2 separate regions of the Mus musculus genome follow, and region 1 is linked to region 2. The links are chromatin loops, found by intact Hi-C in ENCODE. Cell type or tissue: left cerebral cortex. All regions are shown on one strand. Links, peaks and the distances in the headings refer to the core of each region. The heading gives the core; the rest is flanking DNA. Region 1 has its middle 110 kb from the start of Gm46301. Region 2 holds the start of Gm30562 (a long non-coding RNA gene).

Region 1 (12,192 bases), core at 2,784-10,783, 160 kb after region 2:
TGGTCCTCTGTAATTGGGTCCTTCTCTAAGCAGAAAGCCCAGAGCAGATCCTGTGTTCAGATCCTGTGATAGAAGCTATGTTTAATTCACACCCAACTCTAGAGAAGAACTTTGATGTTAGTGAGCCAGCTGGTGATGCCTTTCTTCAAAAGAAGGGTCCCAGGGTCAGTGAGATGGTTTAGTGGATTAAGATATGTGCTGCCCATTCTGATGACCTGAGTTCCATCCCTGGGGCCCACATAGTGGAAGGAGAGAACTGACTCCTGAAGGTTGTCCCCTAACCTCCATATGTATATTATAGCATGCATATATACAAACATAACATATAAATAAATAAGTGAGTAAATAAATACAATGTGATAAAATTATCTTTAAAAGAAGGGTAGAGGACCAGAACTCTGAGGCTCTCTATATAAAGATATCTAAACCACTCAGTAGTGTAAGTGACACACACATGGCAGGGTGTCTACATGGGTCTACAAGGAGGATCTGGAAGATCTGGAGCCACCAGCTGTCATTTATTGATGACTCAGAGCATGGTGCTGAAGCTACAGTAGAGATGAGAGGAAGCTCCCTACAACCCCCAGCCCAACTCATGAATGTCCAAACCTGCTGGCATCCAGAAGGAATGAAAAAGATGCTGAGGCTCTCTGGGAGAACAGAGATAGATGAGGGGAGTGCTGGAGACAGGGCTGAAGGCAGGACTGAGAACATGCCGGACCCAGACACAACTGCAGGGTGCTTACGTCCACTCACCCGTTCACTTGCTCACAACATATTCAATCAGGAAACATTTGTTCTGTGCCTCCCCGGTTCCATCCCACTGAGCTCAAGAGATCACTTGATTGCCCAAGCCTCAGCTCCTTGTTTCCTCCTGAAGACGAGGGTTCTAAGGAAAGGCATTCCATGTCCAATAGTCACACATTCTATGAAGGAAATTTACAAAGCATCCAAAGAACTATGTTCTCTTGAACATAGGCATGCATCATGGTGGCTAGAGGCTTGGGGGCAAGCATCCTATAAGGCAGACAGGGCTCCCCCATATCCGAGGAGCCCAGAGTAGCTGGGCTGGAAAGAAGCTGGCAGTGGGCAGGCATGGGAACCAGCAAAACCCTTACTGGTTGCTGGTCTGGGTTTGACTTGCTGAAGTTTAGAGAAGATGGGGTTCACACTCCCTTCATTTTGTGCAGGGAGAATTTACAAAGACATTTAAAGTGGATGAGTTCACTGACTGCATCCCTCAGAGTGGTTAGGAAAGTAGGATTTTAGGATGAGTACTTCAAGACTTACTTGGGATAATTGATAATAATTTATGTCCACGTCCACATTTCCATAGGGTGTTCACAAGCATTTAAATGCAGACATATGCAAACATCAGAGGATTCCAGTACTCATGCGCAACCAGCAATTTACAGCTCTTTTTCTTGGGTCTCCTGGCACCTGGAATAAAAGAGGCAGTGCCACAGTTGTCACTGGTGCTTGACCACTCAAATGCCCCATCCTGCATGGAGGGACCCTTGGCTGACTGAGTTCTTGTTGAACTTAAACATCTCCATTTTCTTCTTGAGAACAGCTGGTCTCAATCTACTAACTACCCCTTTGCACACTTGAAGACCATTATTAACATTCCCTTTGGCCATAAACATACGAAGAAGTGTTTAACAAATGAAAAAAAAAAAAAGTTTAGCCTTACCAGTAATCAAAGAAATTCAAATCAAAACAACAAAATGCAATTTTTGCCTATCAATTTGGTAGCTTTTTAAAATGATAGTTGTCGGGGCTGGCGAGAGGAGGATGAAGCAGCAATTTCGTACATTGCTGGTGAGAGCATAAATTGATACGATCTCTCAGCATAGCAATCTGGCAATAAGCTATCGAGACCCTGAAAATTGTCCTCGGCCTTTCACCCGGTAATTTCACTTGTGGGAATTTGTCTCAGGAAAACAATCAAAGAATCAAAGAAGGATTTCTGTGTAGAGGTATTTGGGCTAGTGCCTGGTATTTTGAATTATGAGTCATTAAACACTGCCTACAAGTCAGATGTTGTCGTGGGCTATATGAGAAAGTTACACAAAGGTACAAAAGTGTTCATATGAGAGCTGGGGATATTGATTAGTGGCAGAATAATTGCATGCAAGAGACCCTGGGATCAATCCTTAGTAACACATATTCTCTCTCTCTCTCTCTCTCTCTCTCTCTCTCTCTCTCTCTCTCTCTCTCTCACACACACACATATACACTCACACATTCACACACAACAAACACACAATCACCCACTCACACATATACACACAACACACTCACACATACACATGCAACACATACTCACACATACTCACAGACATGCTCATATACACACACATACACACACACAATTATACAAGCACATGCAAGCCACATGATCAAGGTATGACTAAGGGCATGCAAAATAATCACCTTAAAAATCGCATCATTAGCACACACAATAAGATGTAAAGCCAAATGAGTACTAAGTAACTGTGTAATTACACTCGCCTATAATTTTACATATGTGTAGAAAAGGCTGAACGCAAACATAGCAAAATATTAACAGGTTTTAATTAAAGGATGATATAAATTTGGGGTGGCTTTTTCTTTTCTACTTTATAGTTTAAGAGCTCATGTCAATAAACACACACACACACACACACACACACACACACACACACCTTTTTGTGAAACAGGGACTCATGTATCGAAGAGTGGCCTGGAACTCACTATGCAGCCAAGGATGACCTTAGAACTCTGGGATGATCTTAGAACTCTGGTCCTTCTGCCTCTGCCTACTAAGTGCTGGGATTACCGGTGGGGGCATCGCCCTGGGTTTATGGGGTGCTGGGATGGAATGCATGTTAAACAAGCATTGTGCCAACTGACACCCCAGCACCTGCCCTACCCACCTTGCTCTTCATTTAAACAATAGATTAAAAGGGTGGCAGGGTTTTCCTTGAGTAGGTCAGATGTGAATATTTTATGCTTTGTGAACTGTACAGTCTGTGTTACAATTACTCACCTCTGCTGTTCTAACACAAAAGTATACACAATGTCTCAGCAAATGGGCATAGCTTCTTTTTTCTAATAAAGTGTCTGTGTGTGTGTGTATGTGTGTCTGTTTGACTATATGTTTCTGTGTGTATCTCTCTCTCTCTCTCCCTCTCTTTCTGTCTGTATGTGTCTGTATGTCTCTGTGTGTGTATGTTTGTGTACGTCTGCCTGTGTATCTGTATGTCTGTTTGTGTGTGTGCGTTTGTCTGTATGTCTTTGTGTCTGTGTGTGTATGTATGTCTATGTGTCTATATATCTGTCTGTCTGTCTGTCTGTCTGTCTCTCTCTCTCTCTGAGTGTGTGCATGTGTTACACCAGGGGGGTCTAACCCAGGGCCTTTCATGTGCCAAGCAAGCTATCACTAATCTACATAGCTGTATCTACATTTCCTCTTTAAAAAATGAAAATTAATAGTTAATTAGATCTATGCTCTGGCTTTAGTTTGCTGACACTCAGCTGAAAAGATTTAAGTCCCTCTCAGCTCCATATAGCTGTAGTCTCAAATAAATTTAAGTAGGAAGACCTTAGGAAGGATGAGAAGATGTGAGAATTGTGCCCATCTCCCGTCAAGCCATTAATCTGAAAATGTAGCCTATGACTCCATCTTCTAAGAAGGTTGGTAGTTTGATCCACCACCCATTTTACTCCTCAATGCCAATAGGGTGTGGGAAGAAGAAAGTCGGACACCTTAGAGCCAGACATAAGGAAGGGGCTACCAACACTTAGCTCTGTTGGTGGCTTGGTTAAAATTCTCTGTCTCACACACACAACCATATGGCTACAGAGGCTTCCAGAAAGTGGACACATTGTCCTACCTCTCTCCTTGCCTGTGTTTCAGAGAGAAAATGAACTGTAAGTCTTTCTGCACACTTGGAAGCCCTTCAAAGGGAACATGATATATTTTTTTGGTAGACTAAGGAAGATACACATTACACTGATGGCAGTCTATAAAGTGTAGACCTTCACATGTATGACTGTTTGAAAATTTCCCCCGTAGGATTATATCCTACACCACTCACCTCGGTAATCCTCAGCCATTACCAGACACAGGTCTGGCTACCGACTCTCATCTCTTCTTCTGTGTCCCAGCTTCTTTGGTTTGTTTCCAACAGGAACTCATTGTCTAATCTGTTTTAGAAACCAAACACTTTCCCTGGATCAGAAAGGAAGTGCAGAGCCTTTGCATGACAGGTAATGAGTAAGGGGGGGGGGCTATAGAGGGACATCAGTTTCTTGTCCTTTATCCTTATAACCAGTCACATAAAGAATGGGATACTACCAGTTAAATGTCCTAGGTAGCGAGAAAAGCTGGATTGAGGGCCCTTCCAACGTCCTCCTCGGGCTCTTTGTTCTGATTCCCCCAAACTACTTTGATCTTGCTTTCAGATTACCCCAGGTTAGGCAAGTCAGCTTTCTTCAGGTATTCTATCATCCTGACAGCTAGTGATGGGGAAAGAGCGAAGACTGAGATTTTGTAAAAATCTACTTCTGAAAATAACCTAGAAGCTCCAATGAGTTGCCTTATTATAAAGCCTTTCCAACAAACTGAAGGGAGCCCATCACCAAGAAGCCAGGGGCACCATCGCTGAGATTATTGTACGTTGTTAGCATAAGGGCCATGGATCGTCAACTCAGGAAGCAGTGTTGTCAAAACTTCTTATGTCAGAAGGACAAGAAGCTGGCACCAGGAATCCAGACTGGAGCGTAGATGAGAGCTGCAAGTTCCGACTTTCCAGACCCCTCCCCCACTCAGGGTAAGATCCTGATTGAAGAAGACACGTGAGAGGTCATGCAAGAAGAGCAGGGATGAAATGGCACGTGGGGACACAGGCACAGGAGATTAAACCCTGCAAGGAGGGAGCAGAAGGACTGGTGCCTGGAAGAAGGTTGGGAGACAGCTGGTTGGATCACCAACGCCAGATGCTCCCAATAGCCTGGGTAGGCTGGAAGTGAAATTAGAAAAACGTTTGAAAGTCCCATCTCGTCAGGACAGTAGGGATGGAAGACAATTGCAGTCGGCTGAGGAACAGGGAGGAGAGGAGGGAATGGGGTCAGTACCCAGAGATGACACTGGATATGCCTGTGAATAGAGAAAGAAAAGGAGGAAGGCAGACTTGAGGCATTTTAGAAGGTGTGTGTGTGTGTGTGTGTGTGTGTGTGTGTGTGTGTATGTGGTGTGTGAGCATGTGTGTGTATGGTATAAGCATGTGTGTGCGGTGTGAGCATGTGTGTGTTTCTGTGTGTGTATGTGTATAGTGTGAGTATGTGTATGTGTGTAGTGTGAGCATGTATGTGTGTAGTGTGAGCATGTGAGTGTGTGTGTATGTATGGTGTGAGCATGTGTATGTGGTATAAGCATGTGTGTGTGATGTCAGCATGTGTGTGTTTATGTGTATGGTATGTGAGCATGTGTGTGTTTCTGTGTGTGTGTATGTATATAGTGTGAGCATGTGTATGTGTGTAGTGTGAGCATGTGTGTGTAGTGTGAGCATGTATATGTGTGTGCGTGTATGTGTGTGCATGTGTGTGTGGTGTGAACATGTGCATGTTTCTATGTGTGTGGTATGAGCATGTGTGATGTGTGTACATGTGTGTGTGTAGGTCAGAAGTCAGTATCAAGTGCCTTCCCCAGTTTCTCTCCATCTTTTTCTTTTATTTCAGACGGTGTCTCTCCCTAACCCCGGAGCTCACCAACTCATCCAGCCTGACTAAGCAGCAAGCCCAAGGGTCTGCCTGTCTCTGCCCCTCCCCATCCAAGTGATGGAGTCTCAGAAATGCATTGCTACATTCAGGCTTCATGCGGATGTCTGGAGTCTTCACATTTGTACAGTCAGCACTTTACTGACTGTGGCATCTTTCCAGCCCCACGCTTGGAAAGTTAGGTCAACTCCAACACATCTGAGCACCGAGAGGAAGATGCCAGAGAGCAGCATTTAGCATGCGACGAAAGCCAATAGAAATGAAGCTGGTGCACCATCAAACCTTGAAAGGTGCGGACAGCAAGATGAGTGAGGGGGTGGATGGTCGTGTGATGACGGTGGTAATGGTGACGGTGACAGTAGTGATGGTGGTGCTCACTGTGGTGGTGGTGGTAGCAATGGTGAAGTCTGATGATAAAGGCAGTAGTGGTGGTGATGCTATTCCCAACAATGACTGTCTGCTTCCATGCAAGTTCCCCATCGTGTTTGATCCTCACAATCACCTCATTCTGCATGCACGTGAGGAAATGAAATCTGAGGGGGAAACAAGTCAACTAACCACAGGCGAGCATCAAGTAGCACAACAAGGATTTCTATCCATCTGTGCCCAGGGACACGGCCTCATGGGCCACTTGGAGTCAGCTTAGAGTGGTGGCCAGGGCCTCGCCCAAGAGCTGGAGGTGAGATCATCTCCTGTGGATGGTGGGGGTGGACTGGGAAGCCAGGGAGGGAGGAGAAGAGTTGAAACAGCTGCTGAGAAGAATGTGCTAGGGATGGGCTGGGGAAAAGAGGGCACCGGGAGCTTTCCAGAACACTGATGGCTTCCAGAGCTTCCAGGAGATCCGTCTCTCTCTTATCGCTCGCATTCCCAGTGCTGATTCCTGTACAGAATGAGCATCTCTAGTCCTTGGATTTCTTTCTTGTCTTCTCTAACCTCAAGGGAGTAAGCCATGAAACCAATGTGGAACTGATAGAAGGTTTCAGGGAGTGAAGCTGGGGGCGTGGGGGAGCAACCCTCCAACACTCTCCTTTCAGACCGCAGGCTCCTACGTCTTAGTCACTAACTCGTCCATCCCATGCCACATCTTCCTGCTGGAGTTTGGTCCCTTCAGTGAACAATCCGAGAAGAAAGTGCTTCATTTTGAGCCCAGGTCCTAAGCCATAACTATATCACCAATGTGACTGACTACTTTGAAAAATAGTATCAGACATAGACAGACTAACCCTCCCTCTTCGGGCAGAAATCCATCCGACACACCGAAGGTGATGGCCAGACTTGAAGACACGTAACTATTGCATATGGGACAAGGCCCATCAGTTGCCAAAACAAATCAAATAAGCTACTGATCAAGTTACTAAAATCCATCTGAGACAAAGACCTTGAAGAAGTTGGGCTCATTTTAATATTTTATAAAAATGACTAACAGGACCAGGGCACTGGCATCAAAGTCTAGAAGTGTGCTGATTTGTTGACTCTAAATGTCATTTTCAACTTACTGGAGCTTCATGGACTGGTGGATGCTTTTATTAAAATCTTCTTGGGGGCTGGAGAGATGGCTTGGTGGTTAAGAGCACTGGCTGATCTTCCCGAGGACCTGAGTTCAATTCCTAGCAACCATATGATGGCTCACAACCACCTGTAATGGGATCTGATTCCCCCTTCTGGAGCACATGAAGACAGACCACTCATATGCATAAATACATGAATAAATAAATCTTTTTTTAGAAGTATCTCCTTGGGGCCCTGTTCTGTGAGGCTAGCAGCTCAGTTATCAAGGAGTTGCCATAACTGATCTCCACAATACAGAAAAGATGCAGAGAAAAACCCATATCTCTCTGATCGGGGGGAAATGGTGTCTGAGAGGGTATGAGCAAGCTGTGCTCAGATCTGCATCAACTGTAAATATTTTTAAGAAGGGGTTAAGAGAGGGGGAAGATGGAGCCAGGGGGATGGTGCAGTTGGTAAAGTGCTTGCCAAGGACCTGAGTTCAATGTCTTAGGACATATGAACCCCCTGAACCTGGTAGTAGTATATAATTTCAGCACCAGGGAGTTGGATGCTCAAGGCTCACTGGCCTGACAGTCTAGCCAAATCAGCCAATCCCAGGCTAAGAGTCCCTGCCTCATAAAACAGGGTGGATAGCAACTGGAGAAGACATCTGAGATGAACCCCTGGCCTCTACACACATACACATACACATACACACACACACACACACACACACACACACACACACACACACACACACACACACACAGAGAGAGAGAGAGAGAGAGAGAGAGAGAGAGAGAGAGAGAGAGAGAGTATTTTTTAAGAGGAGCATTAAAACTTTTGTGGGGCATGTCTACATGTATGAGAAGCAAAGGTCCTTGTGTTGCATGTCATGTGTACATAGGAACATGGATATAAGCACACACGCATAGGTGTTCACATATATACTCTGGGTTTCTTAAGAGCCAGGTGCCACGACCCAGCCCAGGTTAAGATCAAATAAGGGTACCGTCCGTTTGAGCAAAGCTCTCCAGCTAAGTAAGACCTATGCCTTCTAACAGCCCAGCCTGTCCTCAGCCTGTTCTTCAGGCAATTTCCCTCTTCCCCTTAAGTCGCCTTGAAAAGCAGCCCAGGGCAACAAATCCCTCCGGCTCCTCATTCCAGCACCGCTCTAATTAATGCAGGAGAAAATTAATTACAGAGGGATTTTTCAAGACCTCTGCATCTAATGACCAGCCCAGGCTCCCCACAACCCCTCTAACTAATTGCAGCTCCCCATTGGCCAGGCCCAACCCGGCCCTCTGCCTTCCCCTCCCCCTCCCCTCCCTTCCCAGAACCCTGGAACAATACCACAGGCTAATTAGGCAGGGAAAGAGTTTCTTGGCAAAGGGGCGAATGCTAGGTCAGTACCTTGAACAACCCAGAAGAAAAACAAAACAGCATTAAAAAGGGGGGCGGGGAGGTGGGTGAAACCTGTTAATCCTAGGCACATTTCCGACAAATATTCTCTCTCTCTCTCTCTTTTTTTTTCAAGTGTTTTCTTCCTGGTAAACAATGTTCTGTGGCTAGCCCTGAAGATTTTTAGGACTCCGTTGCTTAGTGATATTGGGGAAAACACCAGGTCCCCACCTCAGCTCCATTTTGTCCCTTCTGTTGCTTGTCCCCACTCCCCTGGGAAGTGGGGACATGGTCCCAGAGGAAGGGACAGGCTGTGTGTGAAGAAGAGCTCAGCTCTTCCCTTTCTTCCACTCTGTTTCCTATCTCAAAGCTTTTCAGAGTCAGGCAAAGACGCTTCCGGCTCACTTGCATGATGTTGTAAGCTGGTGCTGGCCTGCCCCATGCATCTCTCTCTCTCTCTCTCTGGCAAAGCAAATGTGCCCGATCTGCGCTGTGCAGTGTGGGAGCTACTGGCCCAAGTGGCCATCAGACATATCAGGTACCTCACATGTAGCTCCTGTGGCTGAATGGGACTATTTCATTGTCATTAATGAGAATCAAAATAGCCATATTAAATATGTGACTTGGGGGACCCGCAGATCCTGCCAACCCCCATCTAAGAGCACATAGCAATAAGTAAGATCTGGGTCTCTCGATGACTTCTGTGAGGGACAGAGGTTTGAAGGGGACTCCCTCTACTTTCTGCCTTGGCATTGCGTAATTTGAGCCTCGGACTCCTCTTCTATCAGGTTAGAGAGCCACACTTCAGGGCTCTGTGAGGGCTTTGGTAATGAATGCCAGGTCCCCTGGTGATGCCTTTCGATGCAGAAATCCAGAAGAACAAACACAGCCTGATAAGGCCCTGTACTTAGATGGTTTTTTTTGTTTGTTTGTTTGTTTTTTGTTTTGTTTTTGTTTTTGTTTTGTTTTGTTTTGTTTTTTGAGAAAGAGAACAGGAAGTTGGGTGGCTAAGGGAGGTGGAGAGGATCTGGGTGATCGCGAGGAAAGAATACAAGCAAATGATGTTGGATGAGAGAGAGAGAGAGAGAGAGAGAGAGAGAGAGAGAGAGAGAGAGAGAGAGGCCCAAAGCTATAGGCAGCTGGCCTCATTGTGAGAGCCGATCCGCAGGGACAGACAGACACCTTGTGCTTCCTCCTAGCCTTCCCCACCTCCCTTGTCCCACCACCCACACCTCTGGGAAGTAAGGCTTGGGTGGGGAGCACACCATGTGACCCAAGAAAGGCTTGCCTCGCCCATATCCAGGGAGCCCCCCTCCTCCCCACCCCCTCAGCAAACGGAATGGGGATGGAACGGGGCCTCTCTGGTTCCCATTTTGCGGTTTGCTTATGCTAAATTGCAGTTTCCATATAAAGCAAAGCCCCCAAACATGTTTTTAATAGCGAGGGAAAGGTCTTCCAAAGAGACACGCACAGGGACTTGGAAGCAATCCGGCGGGCAGGAAGCAATCTGTCCTTCCCTCTCTTCCTAAAACAAGAACTGAGGTTTCTAAGAATCAGAGGGAAAAAGAAATTGCTAGAGGTTCTGATGACACAGAGCCTAAAACCCTGCGCTCTCTGTCCCATGTCCCTCAAGACTGAACCTCGCCGCCCAACCTCTATGCCTCCCTAATCTCTAGCTCAGAAAGGATGGCTGGAACCACTGTCTCCTCATAGCCCTGGCATCTGGAGAGCTTCATGGCCCACTCACTTCCCCTACACAGCCCCAGTCACTCCTCCAAGCAGGGAGGGTCCAGATCACCCAGTGCTAAATAACCCCACTCCCCCCAACCCGGTAGGAGAATCTGTCCTGCTGCCGCTTGGCAGAGGAGAGGCAGGAAGCTATTTAGATAGATTATCTCCCCTTTCAGGAAGTTCTGAGGAACTTTTCGATTGCAGTTCACACAAACTTTCTGTCTAATGGTCATTTAGTGATGCCGGCTCATTAGGTCACCAGAGAGGAATGCTAGGCCAATTCAATCTCATTGCAGAGTCTCTGCTTGCCACTCTTCATCCGAGGGAGGAGGCAGAGCTTCCGTGGTCCTGTGGTAGACCAAGGCCAAGGGCTCAGCCTAGAGGTCGAGAGGGTGAAACCCTAACCTCAGAGCCCCTTCTTAGCTCCCACAGAAACACCTCTTTCTTGTAAGAGAGGCATCCTTTCTGAACTTTTCCAAGGAATTTAGAGAGTGACAAAACGATGCGCTTCATAGGTGCTCTCTGGGAGTCTAAGAGCGTCTTTAACAGAGGTGGTGAGACTCTTATTACCAAAAAAATAACGTAATCTAGATCCACAGTCAGGCCATAGGCATGCGTCAGTAGCTAGCCGCAGACTTCCGTGCAGTTGGTGACAGCCATGACTGATTGGTGATTCCATCCCAAACTCTACGCTAAGAGCATTACAGGAATTCACTCGTTTAAGGCCCCAGCAACTCAAGATGGTAGGAGCTATAAGGAAATTGGCCCAGAAAGCCAGACACTCAGCTAAAGATTATACCAATAGAGTGACCCGGTTGGATCTGGCCCACACTGACCTTATGCAGTGGCAGACAAGTCCTGTGACCACAGCTTCCGGTAGAGCAGGTGCCAGTCGCAGAGGACTTAAAAAATTGGCTGGTGTGACTGAAAAACCAAGTGTCTAGTTTTATTTAACTGTAATTCATTCAACTTTGAAGGCAGGAAAGATGGACAGAGCAGTACACCCAAACGGGCTGGGGTTGAGGGGTGGAAACCAGACTTCTTGGTGAGTCTCTCCTAGAGTGAGTGACAGCTAAGGATTAGTGAGAAATGACTCTGTAGGGATGGGGAGATGGCTCAGTGGTTAAAGCGCTTGCCGCCCAAATACAAAAATCAGAATTTTGATCCCAAGAACCCACAGAAATGTCTGGTGGACATGGTGGCCCACCTGGAATTCTAGCCTAGACAGGGGGAGACAAGGGACTCCCCAGACAAAGCTGGTTGGCAAGAGTGTCCATACTGCTGTGGTATGGATGGGACTGAGAGAGCCTGGCTCAATTAATAAAGTAAAAGAGTAAGGGAGGATGACTCTTAATATCAACTTCGAGCACACGCACTCTCATGCGCACAAGAGCAAGCACATGTGCACATGTGTGCACACACACATGCACACAGATGCAAACACACATGTATAAACATAAACACGCACCACAAATAAACACACACGTGTCCCCCAACAAGCACACATATATGACCTCACAGATGCAAATATGTATATATATATAAACATGCATCACACACTCACACACAGATAGATATAAGCATGTACTTCATGCATACATACACACGTAAACATACAACACACACACATGCACAAACATACATACACATGCATGCACGCATGAACACAAATATAGAAAAATAGAAAAGGGGGACGCACACCCTGTACTCTCTGAGATGACAGACATCCAGTCACTTTAGCGCCACAGTTTTATTCATTTGCCCTTCGGAACACCTTTTCTAATGACTGGGTTTGAAAATAGCCTTCTA
Region 2 (12,192 bases), core at 2,455-10,454:
TTCTTATCACCCTCAATGGTCTCACACCATAAATCTCAAGCTGCTATTAATGTGGCCAGACAGATTTTTTTTAAGACCCCCATAGACCGCATACAATTAACCATCTCCTGTCAGCTGGAAAATCAGCTCAATAGCCATTCAAGTTCACGTCCAAACTCTTTTGCATTAAGGAAACCTTGTAAGCTTCCTTGGGACTAGACTCTCAGAGGCTGTGCAGAAAGAAGGAAGTCTAAAAGGAGATGGAGCTGGCTAGATAAAGGGAAAGGTCCAGGAGTCTATCACATGCAAATGCAAGCCACAGAGCAGGGTAGCCACCAGACCTTTTTGCTCAAAAGCTCTTCATTGAACCAGTTACAGAAGTGAACTATACAATCAGCTCCTACAAAGGTACATGCCACTGTGTGCCCACCTGGAGCATAGAGTGAAGTGTCCAAGTGGCTGGGCTTGTTGGTGGCTGAGGGCATCAGAGCAGATGGCAGTCTGCAGATATTTCTTGGGGATAACGCTGAAGAAATATCAGCTCACAGAAATAGCTTCTCAGGCTTGGCCTTGGTACCCTGGCCATCAACTCAGAGGAATAGCATCCCAACCAAGCATCCTGAGAGCGATGCCCCAAGGGCGAAGACATGACCCAACAAAGGATGGGATCAGACTAGTGCATTTTTCAGACTCAGATTATATGAGCCAAGATGGTAGGGGGGTTAATATAGATAGAAGACTAACAGGGTGTCCTTGTATAGTCCTGCATCCGCTTCCACTGCTGACTTAATCTCTTATTTGATATCCACGCTGTGTTTCACTCACCGTTCAGAACCTATTCTTTTCCTCTGCCTTCCCAACCCTTCAGCTCCCTCATTGTCTCCCCCGTCCTCTGTCCGTCCCTTTCCTCTTCGTTCTCTCTTGGGTCTATTTTTATTAATGTCTTTCCCTCCTTCTTGGATGTTTGTCCCCAGAGTCTGTGCATCCCAGTTCTATCTAGATTTTTAACCATAACCTGCTTTAGGGAACCTTCCCATATTCTCTCTTAATCCCAGTTTACAGCCTGAAGAACTGTTCTTTTGAGTATCAGTCTTTGTACTCCTACTTGCCAATGTCATTAGCCTGTGTATGCTCTAAAGGTAAGCCATGCTTACTTCCTTCATCCTGATCTAGAATAAACAGAGCATTGGCTTAAACCTGTATGGTGCACACCACGGATGCTCACCTGCTCTGGGGGACGTAGCTGTGCAGTCCTGCAAAAAGATAACATTTGTTAGAATGATTCATTTCCATAGGCTTGTGTCATCCCAAGGAAGGACCAGATAGAGCCAAGATCAATGTCACCTTCTCCTCCCAAGTCCTTCTTTCTTATTATGGCTGAGGGCTCCAGCCCATCTCTACTTAGAACCACATCCAGCGCATCTCTCATTCCACTCCTCCCCTGTTCTCTCAGTCTCCCTGACTACCTAACTTTTCGCTCTATATGTTTACTTTTTTAATGTGGGCCTTCCAAGCTCACACTTGTTCACTGCATTTTGAATGCTACCCAAAGATCAGTCGTTCTAAAACAGTTCTGTTTACACTGATTCCCTGTTAAAATATGTCTTAGTTAGGCCTTTACTGCTGTGAAGAGACACCATGACCAAGGCAACTCTTATAAAGGACAACATTTAATTGGAGCTGGCTTACAGGTTCAGAGGTTCAGTCCATTATCATCAAAGCAGGAACATGGCAGCATGTAGGCAGGCATGGTGCAAGAGGAGCTGAGAGTTCTACATCTTCATCTGAAGGCTGCTAGCAGGATACTGACCTCCAGGCAGCTAGGATGAGGGTCTTAAAGCCATACCCACAGTGACACACCTGCTCCAACAAGGCCACACCTCCTATTCCCTGGGCCAAGCATATACAAACCATCACAAAATACTTCAAAGGCTCACTGCCACCCTGGCCAACATTTACATAATAAAATACAATCTTGGGGTTGGAGAGATTGCCACAAGAGCATCTGATACACACACACACACACACACACACACACACACACACACACACACACACACCAAAAACCCACATTATTGCAGTGTGGGTATAGCAACCCACCTGTAATTGTAGCTTCTGAATGTGGAGAGAGGGGATCCCCAGAACAAGCTGGCTAAGAGGCCAACCAAATCTGGGTTTGATGGGAAAACCCTGTCCTTATGGATAAGGCAGAATTATGCAGTATGATGCCTGGTATCAATCCTCAGCCTCCACACATATGTATGCATATGCACACAGTGCACCCACACACGTGTGAACATACACGGAGGGAGGGATTCAATTTTTGTTATTCCAGCTTTAAAATTCTTTGGGGGATTTCTCTGCCTATGTTAACCCACTTTGCATCTTGATTAAGACAAAACCACAAAAACGGGCCACTCCTTGCTGATAATCCAGGGCTGGGGCTGTATGCGAGTGAGCACCCTGCTAATCCTCTGGACTGCCCTCCCACTCACCCCACAACCTCCTGTGAGTCAGGGCTTTCAAGGAGCCTCTCTCCTAAGTCAGCTTCTCTTCTGCACCCAGAGCTCTCGGCTGCCCCTTTTCCCTGTCATGCCTGCAGCACATCCCAGGCTCTCTTTACCTGACCCTGCCTCCCAGGAGGCCACGCTGGAGCCTTCAGGGATGATGCTGCGTTCACCTTTGCTGCCACAGCAAAGAGCAGCATCGCTTTGTGGTCACCTTTGTAAACACCATCGGGGCCATCAAAAGCACAGGTAGAACGGTGCCAGTTGCTCGCGTTCACATTTCTACAAAGGATTCAGAAAGGAAAAGTAATGTGCCAAGAGGGACAGGGACTCTCGTCCTTCTGATTCATCCTGTCATAACTTTATAGAGATATACCAGTTTCTCTGTGCTCATTCATCTTAGTCATTAGTGGCTCTCTCTCTCTCTCTCTCTCTCTCTCTCTCTCTCTCTCTCTGTGTGTGTGTGTGTGTGTGTGTGTGTGTGTGTGTATAGAGTTAGAGTTAGAGTTAGAGTTAGAGTTAGAGTTAGAGTTAGAGTTAGAGTTAGAGTTAGAGTTAGAGTTAGAGTTAGAGTTAGAGTTAGAGTTAGAGTTATTCCAGCCTTGAATTTCTTTTAGGAATTTCTCTGCCTGTGCTAACCCACTTTATATCTTGATTAAGACATAAAAGTATACACACGCATGAATATGGTATCTATGTATGTTATGTACATATGCATAAAACTATATAAATGCATGCACGTGAGATTATGTGCGTGCACACGTATATCTACAGGTGTCCTTGGCAGCCATAAGAGGTGGTCAGATCCCCTGGAGCTGGAATTGCAAACCTCTGTGATTTGCCATGTAAGGGCTGGGAGCCAAGCTCCTCTTCCTGGAAGAGCAACAGTCACTCTTCAACCAGAGTCAACTCTCTAGCCCGATATGTGGTTGTTTTTAACCATGTTCAATTCTGATGAATGCAGAGAACCAGAGAGTAAAATGTGAAATAAAGTAGACCTTGTGACATGCTCTCTGGTTAAGAAGTCTCTCCTTCCTTCCCCTTTAGCTTGCTTCCCTCCTTCCTCCCTCGCTCCCTCTTTTTCATCTTCTTTCTTTTCTTTCCCCCTTGCCTCCCTCCCTTTCTAGTGCTGGGATCACAGGCATGAATCAGCATAACTCGCAAGGCAGACCGTTCGACACTCTAAAAATTAGGAAACTTGGTGAGGTTGCAAAGGCTCCCCCTTTCTCTTCTTTCACCTGGAAATTCCAATTCTTTTGTGAGAAGAAACCACTCCTAGATTTCTGAAGGATGTAGGGGGAAATAGCCTGGGCCTGGCAGGCAGCAGGATGCAGGTCAACCTTCAGCTTTTGTGTGGAGTCTGTGCAAACGCAGGTTCTAACCTTCTACCTGGTATTACTAATCCTGTTTTGTGAGCAGATCTAACAGAGCCCTTACCAAAACAGGGTCTGAAGTGCATCTGGATTTTGCCACCTCTGTTGCCTCACTCTCCAGATCTTTCTTCACCATGGCTGCTCTGGGAACCACCTGGGAACTACCTTCCCTCCTACTCATAGCCCAGCTCCACAGAAACAAGTGGGACCCATTGCAGGAAAGGAGCCCGAGGAGGTGAGGGGCAGGGTCTGCAGAGACTGAGGAGGGCAGACAGCTGTACAGTCTGGAGGCAATTAGGCCTTCTGTCTGCAAATTGGAATCAAAGTTATTATTTATACTGTTCAGCTAGATGTTGACTGAGGCCATAGCAAAGCCTGGCTAATTTATAACAGGGCTCCCAGAGAACAGTCAAACAAACGCATCCCACGTTTCACACAACGGAGGCGGAGGGTGGAGGCTTAGGGAGCTGCATGTCTGGAAAGTAGAAATTACGTTTATTGTTCGTAATAAGCCATAAAAGTTAGGGTCAATATTCTTAGCTGTTTTCCTATTGTGTGCAAATATCCTGTTTGATTCCTACAAACGCTGTAACCGAGTCTCACACTCTAGCTCACCTCCACCCTGGTGGAACTGACCCGAGAAAAACTCAGAAAAGTGTGTGTATGTCCGTTCATTCATGCACGCATGCCCATATATGTACATGCCCACAGAGGTCAGAGGTCAACCTTGTGTGCCATCCCCCAAGGGTCAATTCATCTTATATTGGATACAGAGTCATCAGTTGAGTTAGACTGGCTAGCTTGTAAGCCCCCGGGTCCTCCTGCACCTGCCTCCCTCACTGGGATTAGAGGCACACCAACCATCACATGCAGCCTAGGTGCTAGGGATCCAAACTCAGCACAATGCAGATTGATTGAGCCACCTCCCCAGAAACTCATTTGAATTTTTCTGATCCCTGGCTACTAGTTCCTCAGCTGACTTGGTATTCTGGTTATTGGTAAGCACAATTCATAAGCATTTGTTTTGGGGGGCTTCCAATAGCTTGCATTGACTAAGCATCTTGTAGGTGAACTGGGTGTAGTGCTACAGCAAGAAAAGTGGAGGCAGGAGGACCTGACGTTCAAGGCCATTTCCCTCATATAGCAAACTGTGGGCTAGCCTGGGGTATAGGAGACCCACCTATAAGACCATAGCAAGGTGCAGGCCAAATAAATTATCTTCTAGCTATCTACCTAAATATTAGTACCAATCAATCAATGGATACCTGGAGAAAAAAAAACACACATATAAGAGCTACTGATGCAGGAAGGCAAAGAGGGTCTCCACTTGCCTCAGCATCTCCATCAGGAATCTTGTTCAAGTCTCACCCGTTGATCATCTACCACAGCACTCTTGGCTTGTCAATGCCCCACCCCCACCCCACCCAGCCCTTCTGACAAAGGTCTTGGAGAATTTCTATTTTTAAATGCTCAAAGCCAGTGTGAGTTAGGCAGCATTTATATGTCTCCAAATGGAGCAAGGAGGTTTTGTTTGGTTTAATGTACGTTGCTTTTGGTTTTTGTCATTACATTTTGTTTTGACTTTCTGTTCTGAAACAGGTTCTCCTTGTACAGCCCAAACTACTCTGGAACTTGCCATGTAGCCCTGGTTGGCTTTGAGCTGGTACTGACTCTCCTGCCTTGGCTCCCAGTGTAAGATCATCAGCCTGGGCCGCTATGCTCAGCTAATAAAGAGCTTTTGGGGGAAGATTGGCTTTGTTTTTAATCTATGAAAAGTGTAGCTGCCCTGTCGGGGACCCTTCCTTCCAGCCTGTGGGTAGATCATAAGCCTTGCAAGGGAGCTGTTCTTGGAGTCATTGCAAGGCAACAAGAGAAAACTCAGAAGTTCCTTTAATGAAGCAACAGCTTCTACTCCTGCAATGGAATCTTATGCTGGGAGAGAAAAGCATTCCATACCCTGAGACACAATCAAACTAAGCCCTGTGGAACTTACAGCAACCTAGCAAGGACAGTCCCTTCCTGGGGAGGGGCAGGCACTTGCACAGTCTCAGGGGGTGAGATCTTGCACCTGCATGGCAAAGGGGGTGATGTGACAAAAGCCAAAGGGCAGGCGGCTGGTCAGTGACATCTATGACCTGAATTGGAATGACCACCTAAGACAGTGGCTCTCAACTTTCCTAACACTGAGACCTTTTAATGCAGTTCCTCATGTCCTGGCGACACCCAGCCACGAAATTATTTTCATTGCTACTTCATAAGTGCAGTGTTGCTACTGGTATGAATTGTAATGTAAATATCTGAGATGCAGAATGGTCTTAGGAGACCCCTGTGAAAGGGTCCTTTGACACCCCCCCCCCAAATGAGGACCACTGACCTAAGAGATGCGAAGAAGCTAGTGAGAGAAGAAAGAGAGATAGTGATACCTAACCCCCACTGGATGCTGACAATATCCCCCCAAATGTACCAAGCAACAGCCCAATCTAGAAACCCCCGTTTGTTTTCTGTTTCACCTGTAAAGAAGCCAGAGCAAAATGATCCCGGACTGGAAGTCAGGTGGTCAGTAAACAGCGGGGATGGCATTGGAATCCAAATAACCTGGCTTCCAGCCCTGCCCTGGATTCTACAGCGTTCCCAGAGGTAGTGGTGGGAGCTAGACAGGGCTCTGTACCCGGCCAAGTTCAAGCCTTTTTTTTTTTTTTTTTTTTTTTTTTTTTCTTCAAGGCAGGGCTGCTGGGAAAGCTAGAGTACAGCCCGGCTGCCTGACAGGTTTCAAGGTCCGGTGGGGGCAGGGAGGGGAGTGAACCGATGCCCTCTTTGCCTATACCTTTTCCCCCTGGTACTCCATAGCTAACCGCACACCGTGGTGTCTTTTCCTCTCTGCCTGCTCTCCCTCCGGCGGCGGTGCTCCCACCCAAATCAGCTATTACAGCAAGGAAGGTCTAGCGCTATTAAGGATCCCCTCCCTGGTTTACTTCATTTGGACTTCCATCTTGGTCATCTCCTGTGAGCGGTGGGAGTGGGGGAACCGTGGGTCTGGGAAGTTTCCGGAAAGTATCCCTTCTCTCTTGTAGCACTTAGAACATAGGCCCTGAGAAGAGGGGAGTATTCCACAGGTTGAGGGATCTAGCGTTCCACCCTGCAGGGGGTGAGTAGGTGGGGAGGTGTTTGGATTTGGAAAGGGGAGGGGAGGGGAGGAGGAGAGGCGGGATGGGGGAGGAGGAAGAGGCTGCCTCCTCAGGGGAAGCAGCTTTCCCATGGAACTGCACGGTAGCTGGTGCCCATTAGCATCCCTATGCATAATAAGAGTTTGGCTCATTGTCATGCAAATGAATTCAGATGACAACACTCTCTCCTCGACAACACTGCCTCGGCACTGGAAAGTTTCTCACACTGTGGCAGCCAATAGGAGCGCACGCCCTCGCCATCTTTCATTAATTACTTCTGTGCCCTTCACTCGGGCAAGGCTTGTTCTCAGTCACACCCCCCTTCACTTCCCAGCTGCTGCCTCATTCTGGAAAGGCCGGTGTCCTCCCCGATCCACCAAATAAAATATGTCCTAAGGTAAATAAAAGCTAGAGAGACAGTCCCAACTCAGACGAAGCCAATTTGGACTGGACAGAAACCAAGGTGCTGCAGCCGTGTGAGGACAATTTTTCCTTGGCATTTCCCGTTCACCGCACTGCCACAGCGTGGCCCAGGGCTTCCCCCTGTAAGCGGTATTCTCAGGACATCACTCAGTTGCAGCTCTGATGGATTCTCGGGGATGAGCCATTGAGTGACTCATCTCTGCCATTGTGTGTGCTGTCAACCCCACATTCTGCACAGCATGCTGGTCAATGCCAGCGGGCTGGAGCTCAGCCACTAGGTCACTGTCACCAGCTTAGTTAGTTCTTGCCGGAAAGGTAGTTCTCCATCAACACTAACCGTAGCGCCAAGAGAAAGACAGGGTATTGAAAGCCCAGCCGCAGCTTAGCACACTCTTTCTTCTTTCTGAAACCTGGAACATCCAGACCTCATCTCCAGCCCCTCTAGAGGCCTGGAGTGGGGGTGGGGGTGGGGGTGTTTTCGTGACTTGGAGTAAGTTAATTATACTGTGCTAATTACACTTTGCAAGTCTGTGCACGCATCTATAACATGGAGCTAGTTAGCCACATAGAGCTAGGGATGATCTGGTCCCTGCATGTGTTAGACATATAAATATGGCCTGGCCCCCACTGTTGGCGCTTTGAATGGATGTAAGTGGGAGTCATTAATGAATTTTCTCAAACTTTGCCTTTGCTTGGTTGGCTTATCCTGCTAGCCATTCTCTTTCCAGTTCAGCCAAGTTCACTCCTCGATTTATTACTACTTCCAATCCTCCAGGCAGCCTTACCCCAGGGTCTTTTTCTTTCCAAAATGTTTAGCAACAATAAAGTGTACAATGTCATGCAGTGTGGCCTCTACAGAAGGCATGTGATCTCAGGCCTAACTGTCCCAAAGGTTCAACCTGTCCCCAAAGAGCTTGACACTTCCACCTTGCATCTGAGTGCACGGGGTCAGAGAAGATAGGGGCGGAGGGGTGTGGGACATGCTATGAATCAACTTTAGTTTCCACATTATCTCAACAACAGACAGGCTTTGTAGGCAGACACAAATTATATGCAAATCATATGCAAATCTGAATGTAAATACTTTGGACCCAGGGAGAAAAATCCAGGGGGAGACATTCCTATTTCTTTTTCCTCTACTTCCCAAGTTTTCTGATTGGTCAGTTGGGGAATCATTATAAAGACGGAGAGGTGCATGTAGTTACCAGGAATCTGGTTTACCTGCTTGTCAAGGTCACCTACCAAGGAGACTTAGAAGGTGTAAGCTGCTGCTGCTAATTCCAGAGGCAGGGCTGTGTCTACTCTGACCCCAGCTACAGAAAGAATAAACATGGATGTGAGCTAGGCATTTTGGGCTGGGCTGGGGAGGGCCGCCAGCCCAGGGTAGCTGAACTGCCTTTTCCCTGACCTCGGATAGAGGAACTCCTCCTTTCATTACTTTTCAATTTTGAAAAGAAGCTTGAAGAAACTTTGCTAGGGTGGAGGACCAGGAGAGAGCAAGAGGAGGAAAGTAAAAATTTCATGGTCCTGTTATTCACCCATTTGGATTTTGACCTCAGAATCTCTTCTGTTTTGGTTTGGTTTCGTTTGGAGATACAGGTCTCATTGTAGCCTGGGCTGGTGAGGAGCTCACTAGAGCTCAGATTGGCTTTAAACTCACAGCGATCCTCCTGCCTCAGCCTCCAAAGTGCCAGGGTTATGGAAATGAGATTCCTAGGGTCCACGTGGGCATCAGACTTCTCAATGACAAATGTCAGAAGGTGCACACCACGCAAAGAAAGTTCAGGACACATGCCTCCCCCGAAGGTCCCCCACCCACTATCACTGGACTGTTGTCAGTATGACTCCATGGTCCCCGCACCTCAGCTGGGCCCTCACCACTTCCAGGATGCCCACCTGTGTGGGTTTTTGTCAGCTTGTAGCCCATTCTCAAGGAGGGTTAGCTCACAGAGGTTTGTCTTCCTCTCAGACCCTCTCTGCTCTCTTTCTCCAGAGGGGGTAGCTCAGGGCTACTCCACCTAAATTCAGACTCAGCACACCCTACCCAGTTTCTTCCTTCCTTTATGCCCCAGGAGAAAACAAGTCCCATCTGTCAAAGGCCAACCAGTCTGACTCCTCCCCAGGGGGGCAGTTAGATAACCTCTCTGGGTCAACTTCAAAGTCCCTTTCGCTTCCTGGGTCTCCTATTCATCATTCAAACCTTCTAGGAGACATCGAACACTGTCAATTAGCTAACAGCTAAAGGTTGGTTCTGAATAGCTTATAAAAAGCTGATGGTGTATCAGAAGTATGTACCCCAAACTGACAAACCCCCAAGCCCCAAGTTCAGGAGCATCCCTATCCAGTCTTCATCCACACTGTCAAATACTGAAACCATGGGGGCAGGAGGAAGGGGGGCAGTACAGCAACATAGTCCTTAGATCACTGCAGAATTGAAATGTTAATTTTATTCTAATAAACTGAAGCAGCCATAGGTGGCCAGCAGCTATGGTGTTAGCCAGTATTGCCCTAAACATCTGGCCCCCAAATGGAAGAATTGATACTACTATCCTGTGTTGTTCAAGCCAGTTCAGGGAGACTGGCACCGCCGTACACTATCAGCAGGCTAGTCAATTAGCTATGGCCTTTTGCTGGGTGATATGGCAGTATCTGACATTTGAAGTGTGCGCTCATCCAGTTCTCAGAATCGAGAAAGAAGTGAATTTACAGAAAGGTACAAAAAGGTCAGAGTGAGGAATGTGTGTGTGTGTGTGTGTGTGTGTGTGTGTGTGTGTGTGTGTGTAGGTCACATCATGAAGTACATGATATGTGGGCATTAGAAGACAATGTTCAAGCGTTGGTTTAATCCTTCTAACATGTGGGTGGGAGAACCTTTACCCCAACGATCTGTCTGACCCCCTAGTTCTCATCTTTTTAATTTGATTTTCTTTGTGTGAGTGTTTCACCTGCGTGTATGGACGTGCCCCACATCCACATGAGTGCCTGATACCCATGGAGGTCAGAAGACAGTCGGATTTCCTGGCACTGGAATTATGGTGTTCCTGAGCTGCATGTTGGTGCTAGGAACTGAGTCTGGGTCCTTTACAAGTCTAACAAGTGTTCTTAGCCACTGAGCTATCTTTCCAGTACACCCCCCAATGCTCTCAACGCTCCCAGTTATGATGGTCTATGATCCCTTGTTCAGCCGTACACTGAAGGCAACAAGTATCAGGTGACCAAGGTATTCAGAGTTAGCGAAAGGTAGAGTTAATTAATTCTAAGTGTCTATTAGGGGCTCTGGAACAAAGAAAATGCCAAATAAATGATGGCTACCATCAATTGATAACACTATTAATAATTTTATCAGTAGTACAATTACTAATTAATAATTGTAGTAGTAATATAGGCTCCAGATTTAGTCAAAGCTTTGTAACTTCATTCTTAGCTCATCCTAGTTTTCATTTTGTTTTGTTAAAGAGTCACGTTAACTTTTTAAATTTAGGTATATGGGCATGTTCATGTGTGAGTTTATGTGTATCATGTGCTTGCGAGGGTCCACAGAGACGAGAAAATGACATCATTGGATCTCTTCAAACTTCAGTTACAGGCAATTGTGGGGTGCCAGGTGGATGCTGGGAAGAGAACCTTGGTCTTCTGTCAGAGCAGCAAATGCTCATAAGCTCTGACGGGGCCACCTCTCTAGACCTCAGGCATCCTAGTCAAAGATAATCAAAGTTCAGAAAAGATATGCGGGACAGATGGAAAATACCTCATGGAGACTGTGTTAGAAGAGTCTCAACGTCAGGACAGTGTGGTCAGTATTGTGTCAGTCAAGTGTACAGAGTCGAGGGGTCTCAATTGTGGGTGATTTGGGCTTGTAAGGCAACACTTAACCATGTCTCATGTCACAGTGGGGGAGCACAGTACCTCCTTAGATTCCAGTGGGTAGGAGTCAGAGATGTTTCTTAATGTTATACAGTGTATAGCACAGAGCCCACCCCATCAATGATGCAGCATCTTGTCTCCTTGTCTTTGGCTGCAAAAGCTTGGGTTAGTCTGTGAACCAAACCTGAGAGGATACTCTGAAGCTTTCAGTCATAGGGAAGTTCACAAGACTCCTCAGCCTCAGTGTCTCCATATAACATGAAGATGGTGATAAGGAGAACTCCTATCCCACAAGAAAGAATGGCTTGGTTTAGGACAAGGAAAGTGTACAGACTTTGTATCCACATGCAACAGGTCCAGTGTAAGCAGTAGTGATAATGTTAGCATTTACTTTAAATCAAAGCATGGACCACACCAAAGTCATCCCCCACTTAGACCCCAGCACTTGGAACTACAATAACCTTACACTAAAACATAGAGAGAAGTCATCCAGAGGCCTCAGAATAAGCAAGACCATCAGGTACTGAACCTTGACCATAGACATCCAGCCTTGGGAACTGACAAAAAAGTACATTTCTGTTGTTTAAACTGTGCAGCCTTGGTATGCTTTGTTATAGAAAAGGAACACATCTAGAGTCGAGTTTACCGATTTGTAGCAATTTCTAGAATGCCTTTGCAATCTAATGGAATCAGCATCTTTTGGGAGGATCCTGGCAATAAATAGTGCCAAGTAGTAACAGTAAGAGCCCTTGGCTCAGTCCTGTTGTTGCAGAGTGGGGCAGGGGTTTTTATGTTTGTTTGTTTTGCTTTTGGTTTTTTTGGTTTTTGGGTTTTGGGGTTTTTGGGGGGGGTGGCGTTCAAGACAGCGTTTCTCTGTGTAGT

What was found. Peaks named below come from ENCODE experiments on the same cell type or tissue, not always from the same donor. Only the 100,000 strongest peaks of a DNase experiment are listed, where the experiment ranks them.
Region 1: it touches region 2 in a loop (6-fold over the local background); 2 of 42 quality-filtered maps call a loop at or near these places.

What each region holds. Positions count from the first base shown.
Region 1 is chr11:112,968,606-112,980,797 of GRCm38, forward strand. No RefSeq gene overlaps it. Among named protein-coding and RNA genes, the nearest start is that of Gm46301, 110 kb to the left of the region's middle. In left cerebral cortex, for the core only: no CTCF peak of the experiment used is centred there; DNase peaks (open chromatin) are centred at 4,898, 5,875, 6,413 and 8,449; H3K27ac peaks cover 720 bases.
Region 2 is chr11:112,804,094-112,816,285 of GRCm38, forward strand. Gm30562 (a long non-coding RNA gene) reads right to left here and starts at 6,508. Exons shown (of 3, transcript XR_389117.3): 1 at 6,370-6,508; 2 at 2,603-2,768; 3 at 1,633-1,869. In left cerebral cortex, for the core only: no CTCF peak of the experiment used is centred there; DNase peaks (open chromatin) are centred at 6,490, 7,231 and 7,634; H3K4me3 peaks cover 344 bases; H3K27ac peaks cover 460 bases.